4 separate regions of the Homo sapiens genome follow, and all the other regions are linked to region 1. Evidence: chromatin contacts called from ENCODE Hi-C or POLR2A ChIA-PET data. All regions are on one chromosome and are shown on one strand. The core of a region is the stretch at or near the end of the contact, and the rest is flanking DNA. Distances in the headings are between cores, read along the strand shown. Region 1 overlaps SEZ6 (seizure related 6 homolog). Region 2 holds the start of SDF2 (stromal cell derived factor 2). Region 3 holds the start of PROCA1 (protein interacting with cyclin A1). Region 4 holds the start of CRYBA1 (crystallin beta A1).

The links. Hi-C counts contacts between places; a loop is a spot of excess contacts on that map. ChIA-PET counts read pairs that join two places held with the same protein, here RNA polymerase II (POLR2A). Pooled maps may share reads with other maps.
Region 2: a loop to region 1 is called in a pooled map, with 4 times the contacts of the local background. The contact joins the promoter of SDF2 here to the enhancer-like site in region 1. A Hi-C loop is called at or near these places in 1 of 50 pooled maps. POLR2A ChIA-PET finds 5 or more read pairs at or near these places in 2 of 52 experiments (K562 and naive thymus-derived CD4-positive, alpha-beta T cell).
Region 3: a pooled map shows a loop between it and region 1 (3-fold over the local background). The contact joins the promoter of PROCA1 here to the enhancer-like site in region 1. A Hi-C loop is called at or near these places in 3 of 37 single-sample maps with no recorded cell type and 8 of 50 pooled maps. POLR2A ChIA-PET finds 5 or more read pairs at or near these places in 4 of 52 experiments (CD4-positive, alpha-beta T cell, Caco-2, WTC11 and 1 more).
Region 4: a map of Caco-2 shows a loop between it and region 1 (4-fold over the local background). The contact joins the promoter of CRYBA1 here to the enhancer-like site in region 1. A Hi-C loop is called at or near these places in 2 of 168 maps with a recorded cell type or tissue (Caco-2 and body of pancreas).

The regions. Positions count from the first base shown.
Region 1 is chr17:28,981,206-28,984,708 of GRCh38, reverse strand. SEZ6 (seizure related 6 homolog) reads left to right here. Exons shown (of 17, transcript NM_178860.5): 2 at 2,670-3,338. The region is part of intron 1 of LOC105371716 (a long non-coding RNA gene); the gene reads right to left. Among named protein-coding and RNA genes, the nearest start is that of SEZ6, 23 kb to the left of the region's middle. RefSeq lists an enhancer at 1,833-1,882. Within about 2 kb of position 2,253, at least 12 of the 41 ENCODE cell types and tissues checked have a DNase peak (open chromatin) inside an H3K27ac peak, as active enhancers do; they include CD4-positive, alpha-beta T cell, where a contact is called at or near this core.
Region 2 is chr17:28,660,211-28,663,713 of GRCh38, reverse strand. SDF2 (stromal cell derived factor 2) reads left to right here and starts at 1,808. Exons shown (of 3, transcript NM_006923.4): 1 at 1,808-1,988. The coding sequence starts at 1,838. It overlaps SUPT6H (SPT6 homolog, histone chaperone and transcription elongation factor), which reads right to left and starts at 1,509. Exons shown (of 37, transcript NM_003170.5): 1 at 1,372-1,509. RefSeq lists enhancers at 719-1,393, 1,491-1,560, 922-2,121.
Region 3 is chr17:28,709,987-28,713,489 of GRCh38, reverse strand. PROCA1 (protein interacting with cyclin A1) reads left to right here and starts at 1,602. Exons shown (of 5, transcript NM_001366301.1): 1 at 1,602-1,920. The coding sequence starts at 1,830. RefSeq lists enhancers at 748-827, 1,386-2,161, 2,162-2,937 and a silencer at 1,868-2,367.
Region 4 is chr17:29,245,220-29,248,722 of GRCh38, reverse strand. It overlaps CRYBA1 (crystallin beta A1), which reads right to left and starts at 1,864. Exons shown (of 6, transcript NM_005208.5): 1 at 1,829-1,864. The coding sequence starts at 1,859.

The DNA of each region.
Region 1 (3,503 bases), core at 1,004-3,503:
GGTTATCTTACCCTCTATGACAGTGGGTGGCACCCGCTGGGACCAAGTGGCAGCTGATTTTGGAATCAACTTGCTCGTTTGATATGCTATCTCGATCCCAGATAGCACAATCAGTGCAATCGACAGTGATGGGAGGTGCCCATTAGTGCTGCTCCATTGCTCAGCACCCACCTGGCAGCCAGCGGGAAGAGCTGTGCCTGCCCTGGACACTTCCTGAATTAGAGAATCTCTGTGCACTCCCTCTCCCAGGAAGAGTCACACAGGTACCTACTCTGAGAGCCAAGGGCCACATCTCTTGTTGGGTACTCTGGAAAGGGGCCGCATAAACAATGCCCGGATCCAGGGGGCTCCAATCTATGTGATTAGAAAAGCCCCCCTTCCTTGCGCCATGCTAGAATCAGTCTCAGCTTACCTGGCATAGCCTGTGTGATGTCTGGGGGGTGGGCAAAAAGAGGAGCCCTGTTCTGGCATGTCACAGGCACTGCCTGGACCTTCCGTAACTTATTCAGATGAAAGACAGGCACTGGTGGACCATCTGCTCTGGGGGGTGTGGGCCTGGCTGGACATCTAGATTGGATGGTGTTGTCAGTGGCTGGCACACAATGCCAAGACACAGATGGGCTGCTTTAGTGGGCATCTCAGGAGATAGCAGTTGGTCCTGGTTTCTCAGGGATGTGGGGTGCCCAAGCTCCTCTGACCCAGAAGAATGGAGAGCCCTCCAACCTGTACCCACCTCCCCCACCCAATTTCCTCCCTCCTCCCATTTGTCTGACACATCAGAGCTGCTATGGTCTCCTGAACAGAACGTAGGCCATCTGCTGCTTCCTCATGCCTGCCAATCTATGGAGTGGGTGTGAGCCTCTGGAATGACAGCCCCACCACCAGACGTGCGGAGGAAGCGACCTTCTCCTTGCAAACTCTGTGATCTCACCCCGGCTGTGTTTCCCTTCAAGTCCTCATGCAGCCATTTTGAGAGCTGTAAGGATCAGAAATATCCTCCCAGGCTTCTCAGAGCTGGCAAAATTCTGTATGAGCTGAATCTGGAGCCAGCATTCATTGACCTTTTCTTGGCAGTTAAGGATCTGGGGAGCCGAATGGGCCACAAGCAGAATATGCATCATCTCTCCAGCTATGTGGTTGAATAAGTCAACACAATCAATAGCAGAGCAATCTGTACCTCAGACCAGAGATAGCAAATCAGTTTCATCCCCCAGAGCCAATCTCATTGATTGGTAGTGGCTGCCTGAATAACATTGTGAGAGGGAAGTTGCTAAGGACCAGGTGGCCTTAGCAAGAAATAACCAAAATTGATTAGCAATGCCTGCCATGGATTAGGGAGTGGGTGGGTAGCATGCTAGATTTCCATTCTACACCTGTTTTTCACCCTGCCCTAGATGGAACCTGATTAGTGTCACCAGAAAGATTAAGGGAACTCAGGGGGACATATCAAATAGAGACGGGATGTAATATTATCTCAGTCAATCCTAAAAAGGAAACCCAATTTTACAGATGAGAAAACTGAGCTTCAGAGAGTTTGGGTTATTTGCCTGAGGGCACACAGCCCTAGAGTAGTGGATCTGGGATTTGAAGTTATGTCTGCCTAGCTCCAGAACTTGGCTCTTCCCACTCTACTCATATTACTGCTCTAGAAGGACCATAAAAACAGAAATGAGTACAAAAGAAATGATTTCCTGAGAACGGAGAGAAACTACTGGGCCCCTAACAAAGAAGTCATGCACCCATGGTCGGGTGCGGTGGCTCATGCTGTAATCCCTAGGAGGCTGAGGTGAGAGGATTGCTTGAGCCCAGGAGTTTGAGACCAGCCCAGACAACATAGTGAGATCTCCATCTCTACAAAAATTCTAAAAATTAGCCAGGCATGGTGGCATGCACCTGTAGTCCCAGCTACTAGAAGTGGGGGTGTGGGGACTGTGGCTGAGGTGGGAGGATCGCTTGAACCTGGGAGGTTGAGGCTGCAGTGGAGCCATGATCACACCACTGCATTGCAGCCCGGGCCACACAGCGAGACACTGTCTCAAAACCAACAAACAAAAAAAGAAGTCATGCAACCATGAGGAAATCTAAAATAAAATCCCAAATATGTGACGCATTTCCTGAGGCTAATGACCAGCAGGTTCACTGAGAACAGGAAATGAACTTGAATGCCCTATCATCTCAGACAGGAAAGACACTGTGGTGGGAGACACACTTACGGTTTTCATCTCAATTCAACTGGTCGCGTGACTTTGAGCAAGTCACTTCCTTTCTCTGGCCTATTTCCTCACTAGTAAAATAAGGCCTCTGCTCTTCATTAGGGATGGCAAATATTTGTCATGTCAGTCTGAGGTGTCAGGTGTGACCTCGTGGAGTGCTGTGTTGAGGAGGATTCTGAGGCTGAACCTGAGAACAGTAGGAAATAGTGCACGGATGGGCTAGAAATGCCTGCCTCTGGTGCTGGAGGAGAAAGAGTATCTCATGTGCCACCCTTGAAGTATGTAATAGCACCTCACTTCCAGTTCACAAATTCTGTAGTTCCGTGATTCTCAGCAGTGAGCACGCTCCTCAGGGCTGTCTGTCAAAAGAGAGCGGGCCCCCCCACTACTCGAGTTGGGCGTGATGCTGCTCTCTGGAGCAGGGGGAGAACCTCTGACCATCCCTTATTATTTCAGGACTCTCTTTAGAGGCCCCAACCGTGGGGAAAGGACAAGCCCCAGGCATCGAGGAGACAGATGGCGAGCTGACAGCAGCCCCCACACCTGAGCAGCCAGAACGAGGCGTCCACTTTGTCACAACAGCCCCCACCTTGAAGCTGCTCAACCACCACCCGCTGCTTGAGGAATTCCTACAAGAGGGGCTGGAAAAGGGAGATGAGGAGCTGAGGCCAGCACTGCCCTTCCAGCCTGACCCACCTGCACCCTTCACCCCAAGTCCCCTTCCCCGCCTGGCCAACCAGGACAGCCGCCCTGTCTTTACCAGCCCCACTCCAGCCATGGCTGCGGTACCCACTCAGCCCCAGTCCAAGGAGGGACCCTGGAGTCCGGAGTCAGAGTCCCCTATGCTTCGAATCACAGCTCCCCTACCTCCAGGGCCCAGCATGGCAGTGCCCACCCTAGGCCCAGGGGAGATAGCCAGCACTACACCCCCCAGCAGAGCCTGGACACCAACCCAAGAGGGTCCTGGAGACATGGGAAGGCCGTGGGTTGCAGAGGTTGTGTCCCAGGGCGCAGGGATCGGGATCCAGGGGACCATCACCTCCTCCACAGCTTCAGGAGATGATGAGGAGACCACCACTACCACCACCATCATCACCACCACCATCACCACAGTCCAGACACCAGGTCAGCTACCTGCTGGCTTGCAGATGTGGAAATGGGGATGGGGGAGGCTGCGGGGCCCCTAAAAGCCTGTCTCTGACACTGTGCCAGCCTGCCCTGCCCTTTGGCACCAAGGGCCAGCCTGCAGGAGGCATGTAGATTGGACCCAGATAGACCTGAGCTCAAATC
Region 2 (3,503 bases), core at 559-3,058, 320 kb after region 1:
TAATTGGAGAGGGATGTGAAGGATACCAGAACATAATTTGTATGCTGATGGGAACAGTTTCAGGGAGAGACAGGATTTGGTGACTGATTTTATTGGGAAATAGTGGACAGGAAGGAAGACAAGGATTACAGGCAGGACTGATGGTAGTGCCATTTATTAAGGTCAAGAATATAGAATCAGGGCAAACGTATTTGCCTACAAAGATCATGTTTCCACCACACTAGGTAGGCTTTCAGAGGAAGAACTGTAAAATTTGACTAAGCCTCTCCAGACGGTACCACTTTCTGATGTAATTAATCTCCTGATGAAGTTAAAACCTCCTAGAGTTGCAAGGCTATGCTAATCCAATCTAGCAGCCACACAAGCCAAGTGAATAAAAATGTACTTGTACTGGTGAAAGGGACATTACTCGTAAAAAAGGGCTCTAAATTCACAGCTGATGGAAGAGCAGTTATGTTTCTGTAATCAAAACACTGAAGACTTACAAACTGGTAACTTCCAGATAAACAGTGGAACCAGACATTTTTCCGAAGAAATTAATCAAATTCAATATTGTTTACACTCCCTAATGCTCATTAATGATGTAGCTTCATACACCCTTGTTACTTTTGATATTACAGTGAATTTCCACGGAAGTATTTTCAGAGATCTTAGCCCTCTGAAATAAGTATCAGTTCTTGCAACAACCCAGGAAAATTAACTTCTCCAGCTGGTTCAAAGGAGTGCCTGAGGAGAAAGGTAGAAACTAGAAGATGGAGTTTTGACTTAATAACTAATTTTGATGTTCATGATAGGCCTCTGGCAAACGTTTGAGGAAATGAATCTATAGAGAATGGACGGGCTTTAGGACTTCTACAAGACCTTCGATCTTTAGAAAGGGATGAAGGATGCAACCATCTACAAAAAGTTCTATTTGTATTATTCAGCAATATGTAAAGAGCTGGAATTTGGCATCGCCCTCTAGCCTGATGGCCGAGCTGCTGAAAGCTCCACAGGATTCATATCCCCAGAACAAACAACTCGATCACCTGATCCTGGCTCAGAAGCCCCAGGTCCCTTCCATCCCCAATCCTTTTGCGTGGCCCAGTTTTAAAAACCTGCGGAGAGAAGGACGGGATGCCAGGAAGCCTGTTGATTCAACGTGCCACCCGATTCACGGGTTCCGGGTGTCACTGGGCTGGGAAAAGCTTTCGGACTCTGAGCAACTACAGCGCTTTCCTCCCCCTTCCCCCCATAGAGCAGGGAAGGCCAGGCTCCCCCTTCTTCCCGCATACGGCTCCCCACTGCCTCTTCCCTTACGTGACCAGGCCCTAGGAGCCCGGTTCCCCACCTGACTCCTGCGAGAAACACGCTCTCCAGTCGGAACTTTACCTGTCTGAAGCCCGCCGCTCCTCCAGTGCGCTAAGCCCCCACCGAGGAAAATGGAGTCGTCGAACCGAGACTGGGAAAAGATAGTACGGACCCACCGCACGGCCCCTCCGCCGCCACCGCCGCCGCTGCTGCGTCAACGTGCTACGTCATTTCCGGCTCCCTGTCACCGGGAGTGGGCGGGCCATTTCTTGTTCTCTCTCCCGCTCTCGGAAGCTTTCGTCTCGTGGGTGCGAAAGGTAACCGAAGCGGCTCAGGAAGGCAGCTGTCACTGAGCCCCTGGAACAGAGCGAGAGTATCGTAAGTAACCAGGCTCAGCCGGTTTCTCAGGCCGCTCTAGTCAAATAAACCATAAAGATCAGACTCGGGCTTCTTCACTTCCTTCTCTCCGTGGTTTCGCCATTAGCTTCCGGTTCCGGGGAGGGGCCGAGTTTTCTTCGAAGATTTGGGGCTCCGCGATACAGTTAGGATGGCTGTAGTACCTCTGCTGTTGTTGGGGGGTTTGTGGAGCGCTGTGGGAGCGTCCAGCCTGGGTGTCGTTACTTGCGGCTCCGTGGTGAAGCTACTCAATACGCGCCACAACGTCCGACTGCACTCACACGACGTGCGCTATGGGTCAGGTAATGCTGGGGACCGGGCTCGGGTGGGCTAGGGAGGACTCGGAGGCTCTGGAGGGGCGGGGCCTATAGAATATCTGACAGTGTGGTCTGGGAAAGTTAGGGGTTCCCTGGGAAGGTTCCTCAGGTCTAGAGAGTCGGAGAACTGAATTGTTCTAAGGCATCTTAATCGCAACACCACCTAATATTTGGTGAGCTACAGGCCAGGCACGTTACCTATGTCCTTTTTCCGATTATTAACATTGTTGTAAGGTGGACAGTATTGTTATCCTCATTTCACAGATGAGGAAACAGACGCAGAGAAATTAAATCGTTTATTCAAAGCCTTGCAGTTAGCAAATGACAAAGTCGGGGTTCTATCCAAATCTATCCAGGTTCAAAGCCTGCTTTAGAGACAAGAAAATTACAGTAAGTGCTGTGTCTGAAATTTTAAAGTTACAGTAAGTACTGTCTGTGAAACTTTAAACTCCAAGAGCTCACTCGTTGACTACAACCCTTTGTCTTCCAGCTCTTCTGCATCTTACACTTGCTCCTCAGTTTCCATCTTTGGCCCCCTTCTACCCAAACCTTAACCTCCTTCTTGTAAGAAACTTGGAGCAGTGACAGGAATTGCAGAGAAAACTGCTTTTTTTTTTTTTTTTTTTTAGCGTTTGAAATTAAAATGTTTAGTAATAAATTATTTGTGGATTCATTCAGCATAGGTCTTAATGAGTTCCTACTACATGGCTAGAATTGTACTACATACAGGAGATTCGGTGGTGATAATCAGTCAAGAAAATTACAATATAATAAAAACAGACTAAAAAAAGAAAGTCTTATCTGCCTGAAAAAAAAAGATAAAGTTAAAAAAAAAGAATGAAGGTCAGCTAGTGAGATGTGAGAGGCATCTAAGATAGCTGGTAGATTTTTGTCTTGAATGACTGATGATGCTGTTTGCTGAGGGAGGAAAGAGTTCTGTCAGGTGGGCTAGTCTGGTTCATGATTCCCAAAACCCATCTGATCAGTCAGACTAGGCAAGGACATGAGTTATCATCACTGCGATGTCTTAATAATTCTAGCACCCATTCAGTGAACACCTACCATGTTGTCAGGCTTATTTTTTACTTTGTTTTGGTTTCCTACTTTGGATCTACTGAATTAGAGTGGAGGTGGACAGAGGCTTGGCAGTAGCAATCTGTAGGTTTAAAAAGCTCTTCAGGTGGTTCTGATGGACAGCCAGATTTGGGAACCAGGTTCAGTCCGGAGCTCAGAAAAGGGATCTGTGCTGAGCCTGAGATACAACATTAAATATAACATCTTGTACAGACTGTGGTTGAAGATGTCAGGGTTGTAGATGAAATTGCCCAGAATGAACTGTGATTCTCTATCTGGGATTAATTTGAATAACTGGAGAAACTTGTTAAAAATACAAATGCTTTTGTCCTGACCCTCAACAATTGTTTAAGAACTACAGGTAGCCCTCTCCGTCTCCCTCTCTTGTCTCTTCTCTCTTTCCACGGTCTCCCTCTGTTGCCGAGG
Region 3 (3,503 bases), core at 353-2,852, 270 kb after region 1:
GCCTGTAACTCCAGCTACTTGGGAGGATGAGGCAGGAGAATTGCTTGAACTCAGGAGTTATAACCATTAACTTTTCTTTCTTTTTTTTTTTTGTTTGTTTTTTTGGTTGTTTATGCCATTAACTTTTATAAGAAAGAAAGGTGACCAAGACCCTGGCTCCCTGTTGACATCTAACCCAGAGTTCCAGAGTAGCTGGAAGCACCTCAGACATCTGGGTCAACAAAGGAGGACTTATGGCCTCGTGTCATCCTGGGAGGCTAAGGGGGTGTCCAAGTTAGAAGGCAGATTCTGGCTCCCAGTTGCCAAGTGCTCTGTCTGTTCCATTCCTGGTTCCATTCTCACCAGGATGGTTGGTTTTTCTGCACACTTCCCTTCTCCTGGCTTCCCCTCCCTCGCAGTTCCTAGACTCTCTAGAGCTACCACGGGAAGGAGGGTCTGGGCAGCAGCCCTACCCACTCCGGACTTGGGTCTGGAGGAAAGTGAAGGTGGGGATCAGGCAGAGCAATAGTAGCAGCAGCAGAGCCCCTGGATGATGGTGGAGAAAACAAGGTGTGGACCCCATCCTTTCTCCTCCTCTTCATCCTGGCTTTGGAAGCTGGTGCCAAGAGAAATGGAGGGGTGTGGTGCATGGAATGTCGTCGATATGGCCATAACTTCTTTTCACACTCTCCTGTGATTGTTTTTTCCATTTCTGTTCCCTCGCAGCACTGGGCTCCTCACCCTTGCCTTGCCTGTTAACAGATGTGTGTGAAGCCAGCACCACAGTCCAGGTGTGGTGTTTGTGCTGCACCGGGTGTGGGAGTTCTGTGTTCCGTGTGCATGTTGTATTAGTCTGTGTGTGGTGAGTATATTCTGTGTGTGTGTGATATATGCATGCGCAGAGTGTGTATGTTGTACCTGAGGGCGTGAGGGGTGTCACTGGGATGAGGTTCCTATGAATGCAGCCTGCCCTGTTCTCCAGATTGTCTATCAGGATAAGCTTACGACTCTCTATTGGGCAGTATTGTCTCTAGAATAGGGTGTCCCCTGGGGGCCAGGGGCGGGAACGCTGCGGGGTGGCGCAGGGGCTGGGAGCCGACATCAGGTCCTCAGCCCGGAGTTAGGTCTTCGGAGAGGCCTGTGGGCGGAGAAAGGGGAAGCCCGGGCTCCACCAGAGGCGGAGGGACCTCGAAGCCCGGAAGGTGGAGGGGAAATGGCGACGCCAGGACCTCCCTGGGCTCAGGGGATCCTCCCATCTCAGCCTCCCGAGTAGCTGGGACTACAAGTGCGCACCACTAAACTAGCTAATTTTTGTATTTTTTGTAGAGATGGGGTTCGCTCTCTCGCCAGCGGGCAGAGGCGGGGCTGCGGCTGGGTTCCCAAGGGTCGGTGGGGCGGGGAGCGGGACGGGAGTGTGCGGTTTAGAGAATGGCCGGGGCGGGGCTAAGAATGGGGCTGGGGGCAAGGCTCGTTGTAACACTAAGAATTGGGGCTACGATCTGGAGGCAGGGTGAAAATCTGGGGTTTGGACTGCAAGCTGGAACCAGAGATGGGTGGTGAGAGCTGGGCCTGTAAGGTTAAGGTCTGAGATAAAGAGGGGCCTGGGAGGCGCCGGAGGCCCCGGATGAAGAACGCGGCTGACGCTGAGACCCAGCTGGGAAGACTACGCAGCCTGGAGCCGGGCTGGGGAGGCCGGCGGGGGCTGCGCCAGCATGAGGCGGGGTTAGGGGCTAGGCGGGGGCGAAGCCGAGACTGGAGTTCACGGCTGGGCCGAGGGCTCGGCCGGGCTGAGGCTCAGGGTTGGACTTCACGCAAGAGTCCTGTAGAGACGAAGACCTGGGCGGAGAGCGATGTGGGTCAGGACGACGCTCACAATTGAAAGATGGACTAAGGAAAAGACCGAGCCCAAGGCCCGCTCGTGGGATGAGAGCAGATGCCGCGGTAAGAGGGGCGGGGCAGGGGCTGGGCAGAGGGCGCGGCCCGGCTCGCAGACCCCGAGCGGCGCACGCGGGAAGCCGGCAAACCGACGAGGGAGACGGGCAAACCAACGAGAGAGGCGGGGCCCAGTGCTGGGCCGGGGCGGAGCTAGGGCCGGGGCGGAGCTAGGGCCGGGGGCGGGCTCGCGTCGAGCCGCGGGCCAATGATTGAGGACTGGGGTCCTGAGGCCCTGCTGGGTCGCCCGCGGGATGGGCGGGAAGTCTGGTTCCAGCCAGAGCTGGAACGCTCGGCTATCGGACTGGGTGGCACCGGGCGCAGGCCGCTGCCCTTGAAGCGCCGGCCTTGGCTGGAGCCCGTGGACCAGCGCCCACCCGGACGCCGGGGCGGGAGCGGGCGGTTCCATCGACCCTGAGGGTGGACCAAGGAGACTGAGGGTTCCACCCGTGGCATCACAATTACCTCCGCGGCGGCGAGGCCAGAGAGGCATTTCCAAGGAGACGCGGGCGCACTGCCCCTCCCTTGCTTCCTCCTCTTCCCTCCTTCCTCTCCTAGTTTCTTCCCTCCCTTCCCGCCCTACTCCTTCCCTCCCTTCCCACCCTACTCCTTTCGGCTGCTCTGGTGCCCACCCCCAGTGCCTCGAGGTCGAGGAGAGCTCCTCGGCCCCGCAGGACGGGGAGGATTCTGTACAGATGAGCATAACTTGTGAGTTTTGAGTTAGGCCTTTGTGCGCCGATTAACGCCTCACGGGGAAAGACGCCATAAGCCTCCCACTTTCTTTCACCCTATCACCCTCCTCATTCATTGTGTGTGTTGTCAGTCACTCCTGCTGCAGGAACTCTGGACTGCTGCTGGTCAGAGGTCTCCTCCTGTCCTCTGGAACTAAAGAGCAGATTGCTTTTCTCAGCTCTGAAGAGAGTTACTAAATTCGTCTCCCCCTTTGTCCTTCCTCCCCTCGTCTCCTTCACAAACAGAGCTGATGGGTGTCCGAGCTCTGGGGGAGCTAGTGAGTGGAGAGTAAACAGGCTCTGACCCTGCATGTGTGCTTTTTTTTTTTTTTTTTTTTTTTGAGATGGAATCTCGCTCTGTCGCCCAGGCTGGAGTGCAGTGGCGCAATATCGGCTCACTGCAAACTCCACCTCCCGGGTTCAAACAATTCTCCTGCCTCAGCCTCCTGAGTAGCTGGGATTACAGGCGCGCGCCACCACGCCCAGCTATTTTTTTTATTTTTTTTTATTTTTAGTAGAGACGGGGTTTCACCATGTTGGTCAGGCTGGTCTTGAACTCCTGACCTCGTGATCCGCCCACCTCGGCCTCCCAAAGTACTGGGATTACAGGCATGAGCCACCGCGCCTGGCCATGTGTGTCTCTTTCATGGTGGCTCCTGAAACAGCAAGGCAGAGGAGTTTTGGTTCCTCACCCTGGCTGAGGTCCCAGCGGCATGACTTTAGGGTCCAGGGTGGATAAGGGAGGCTGTGGAGTCCAGATTGAGTAAAACCAGAGGGTGAGGAATTGGTAGTGTTGGAGCTGAAAAGCAGGTGCAGTAGGAAGTGACTGTGCCTCAAAAAAACACCTGTCCTTCCCGCCGT
Region 4 (3,503 bases), core at 615-3,114, 260 kb before region 1:
TCAGTTTTTCCATTGGTAAAGCTTCGACATGCAGTTATTGTAAGGATCAGAAATAATAGGCCGGGCACGGTGGTTCACGCCTGTAATCCCAGCACTTTGGGAGGCCAAAGCGGGCGGATCACCTGAGGTCGGGAGTTTGAGACCAGCCTGGCCAACGTGGTGAAACCCCGTCTCTACTAAAAATACAAAAATTAGCCGGGTATGATGGCACACGCCTGTAGTCCCAGCTACTCGGGAGGCTGAGGCAGGAGAATCGCTTGAACCCGGGAGGCAGAGGTTGCAGTGAGCTGAGATCGTGCCACTGCACTCCAGCTTGGGCAACAGAGTGAGACTCCATCTCAAAAAAAAAAAAAAGAAAAAAAACAAGGATCAGAAACAATAATGCAGGTAAAGCACTGAGACCCTGTCCTCTCACTTGCTTTCAGGTGACAGCATTACCTCTGTCTGCAATATAAACTCTTTGGCAACCACCTAGGCCAGACCCCTCATGTGACTGGCCAAACAGCCAGCCATGCCAGGATCCCAAGCCCCAGACTCCCTCGTAACCCTTCACGGTCTCATCCTTATCTGGCCTCTTTCTGCTTTTCTTTTTCTTTTTTTTTTTTTGAGATAGAGTTTCACTCTTGTTGCCCAGGCTGGAGTGCAATGGCGCAATCTCGGCTCACCGCAACCTCCGCCTCCCAGGTTCAAGCGATTCTCCTGTCTCAGCCTCCCTAGTAGCTGGGATTACAGGCATGTGCCACCACGCCCGGCTAATTTTGTATTTTTAGTAGAGACGGGGTTTCTCCCTGTTGGTCAGGCTGGTCTTGAACTCCCGACCTCAGGTGATCTGCCCGCCTTGGCCTCCCAAAGTGCTGCGATTACAGGCATGAGCCACGGCGCCTGGCCATTCCTTTCTGCTTTTCTATCTCCTAGATCCTACCCAGCCTTGACCTTGCCTTCTCAGAGGCTTTCCTGCCTTCTCCAGCCCACAGCCACTTGCTTGCTTTCTTGATTTATAGCACTCATCACAGTACCAATCTGTGTTCTGGTTGGATGTCCTGGTGAGCACCTCAATGGCAAGGCCTCGGTCTTCTAGGGGATTGGTATAGCATCGTGCTGAGCACATGTGGAGATGAGGGATCAGGGGGACATTGAAAAAGACTTATTGAAGGAAAGTGAAGAAGAAAAGAGTTATAATACTTACACTCAAAAATGGCTATCTACATGTCCGGCCCTGTTTTAAATGCTTTACATGCATTCATGCATTTAATCTTCACATACAGACTATGAATTAAGAATTATCATTATCCCCATTTTACAGATGAGGATACTGAGGCTCAAAGAGGTTAGGTAGACAGTGAAGATGGTAGGACGAGTTTTAAAAAAGGAAGGACAGAGCAAGAAAGAGGAAGGAAAAGTGGGGGAGGAAGGGAAGAAGGAAGACAGGCAGGTGTGTATTAGGTTTCTTAGGACAGATATTCATGGCCCTCCTCCTGGCTGGTATTGGGCCCAGGAATGATGCATGTCAACTCTGTAATATATTTTTCCATTCTGAATCTCTGAATAAGCAACATTTCCCAGGTCCTGCTCCCATACCTTCTCCCTGCTCGTTTCTTGGGGGCCCATGCCCATCCCCCAGCCTTAGTTGCTAGGGCAGTGGTTATTGCTATATAAGTGACTCCTCTTGGGGTGACAAGAGAAGGCTGTCTTCCGCCAGAGTTCCCCACTCTTCTCCAGCCACCCTAGAAGGCTCTACACACTAGGCAGGAGAACTGGGCCCTCTCCTGGGCATGTCTCTGCAGGGCAAGGAGAGGAAGGGCAAGGGCACCCTGAGGGCCTTACTCACCCAGCTCCTGCTGCTCAGCCTGGGTCTCCATCTGGTACCACTTGCTCTGTGGCCCTCCTCTTTATAGCCCTGCGGCCTCTGGCCTCTGGCCCTGTCAGCACTCTGCTCTCCCTCTGCCTTTGTTCCTCATGATCCCCAGAGCTTTGGTGGCTCAGCTTGCTGGGGCCTTTGTTTAAACCAGGGATACAGAAATCCAGAGAGGCCCCTCTGTTGTGGGCATGGCTGGCTGCTGCAGGCCTTGGCTTTCTTAATCTCTCAGAGCAGCTAGGGGGTGAGGACAGAAGTCTCTGCCATGAGTACTTGTCTCTTGTCCTTCTCCAGGTTCCTCACACCACCTTGGGATCTTCCTAAGACCTTAAGACCCTGGGAGACCCCATGTCATATCAAACACATCAAAATGCACCTCACTTCCATACAGATGTGCATTTCTTGTTGTTTAAAAATGTGAAAGAATTATTGTAATTCTGAACTCAATATGAGAAAAAATGGTTCATTGTATTCTTGGGAATCTTTATTATGCTGTATTTATATATAACTATGTAAGGGTTGACTTCAATTATAGTTGACTAGCAGACATGTGTCTCTCTGTAGCTATTTTATTAAATATTCCTTTTAATTTTGCAATTTTCTTTAAAAATTTTGGAGCTATAACTTTTGGGTTTTTTAAAAAAGAATTAAACCATTTATTGAATAATTCCTATATATTAGACATGTGCTAAATGCTTTACTTAAAAAGTTTGAATTAAATACTTTTCCACAACAAAAGAAAGAAATACTTTTTCACAGCCACCACAACAGTGCTATTTTCACCTCCATTTTCCAGATTAAGAAACTAAGAGAACAATCAGGTGACTTGCCTAAGGTCACAGTATTTATAATGGCAGAGCCAAGACTCGAATCCAGTTCTAACCAACACCAAAGTCACTGCCCTGCACTGGCCCTCCCTCAGGAGTAATGCATAAATGGCCCAAAAAATTCCAGGAGAGGAAAGAGACCCCCCTGGCTAGAACTGCAGTTCTGAATATAAACACTGAGCATATAATGGATGTAACTTATCTGTTTCAAAAGGGGAAGGAGCCTAGAAATGAAGCAATTTTTCCTCCTCAAATGATCTTGGCTGCCTGTCCCTTTGTCTTCCATGTTAATTCCTTTCACCATTCTGCTCCCAAACAGGCCAGGTCCCACATCAGTTCCAGGAGGAAAGGGCTCTTTCAGCCTGCGGGTCATCGTTGGGCAGCAGTAGGAAGGGGAAGAAGGCAACCTTCTGAATACCTCCTTTGGACTCACCATCTAGATGTAAAGGGTTCACCTGCTCCATCTCAGATTCCCGGGGGCCTTCCTGTGAAGTTGTCTAGGCAAGCGGTGATAGGGACCTAGATGTCCTTGCTTCTCCCCTCTAGCTCACCCAGGCCAGGGGCGAGAATTCCTGCCACCCACACCTTCAAAACCAATTTTTTTTTTCTTTTTGAGACAGAGTGTCGCTCTGTTGCTTAGGCTGGAGTGCAGTGGTGCGATCTTGCCTCACTGCAACCTCTGCCCCCCAGGTTCAGGTGATTCTCCTGCCTCAGTCTCCTGAGTAGCTGGGATTACAGACACCTGCCACCATGCCCGGCTAATTTTTTTGTATTTTTAGTAGAGATAGGGTTTCACCATGTTGGCCAGGCTGGTCTTGAAC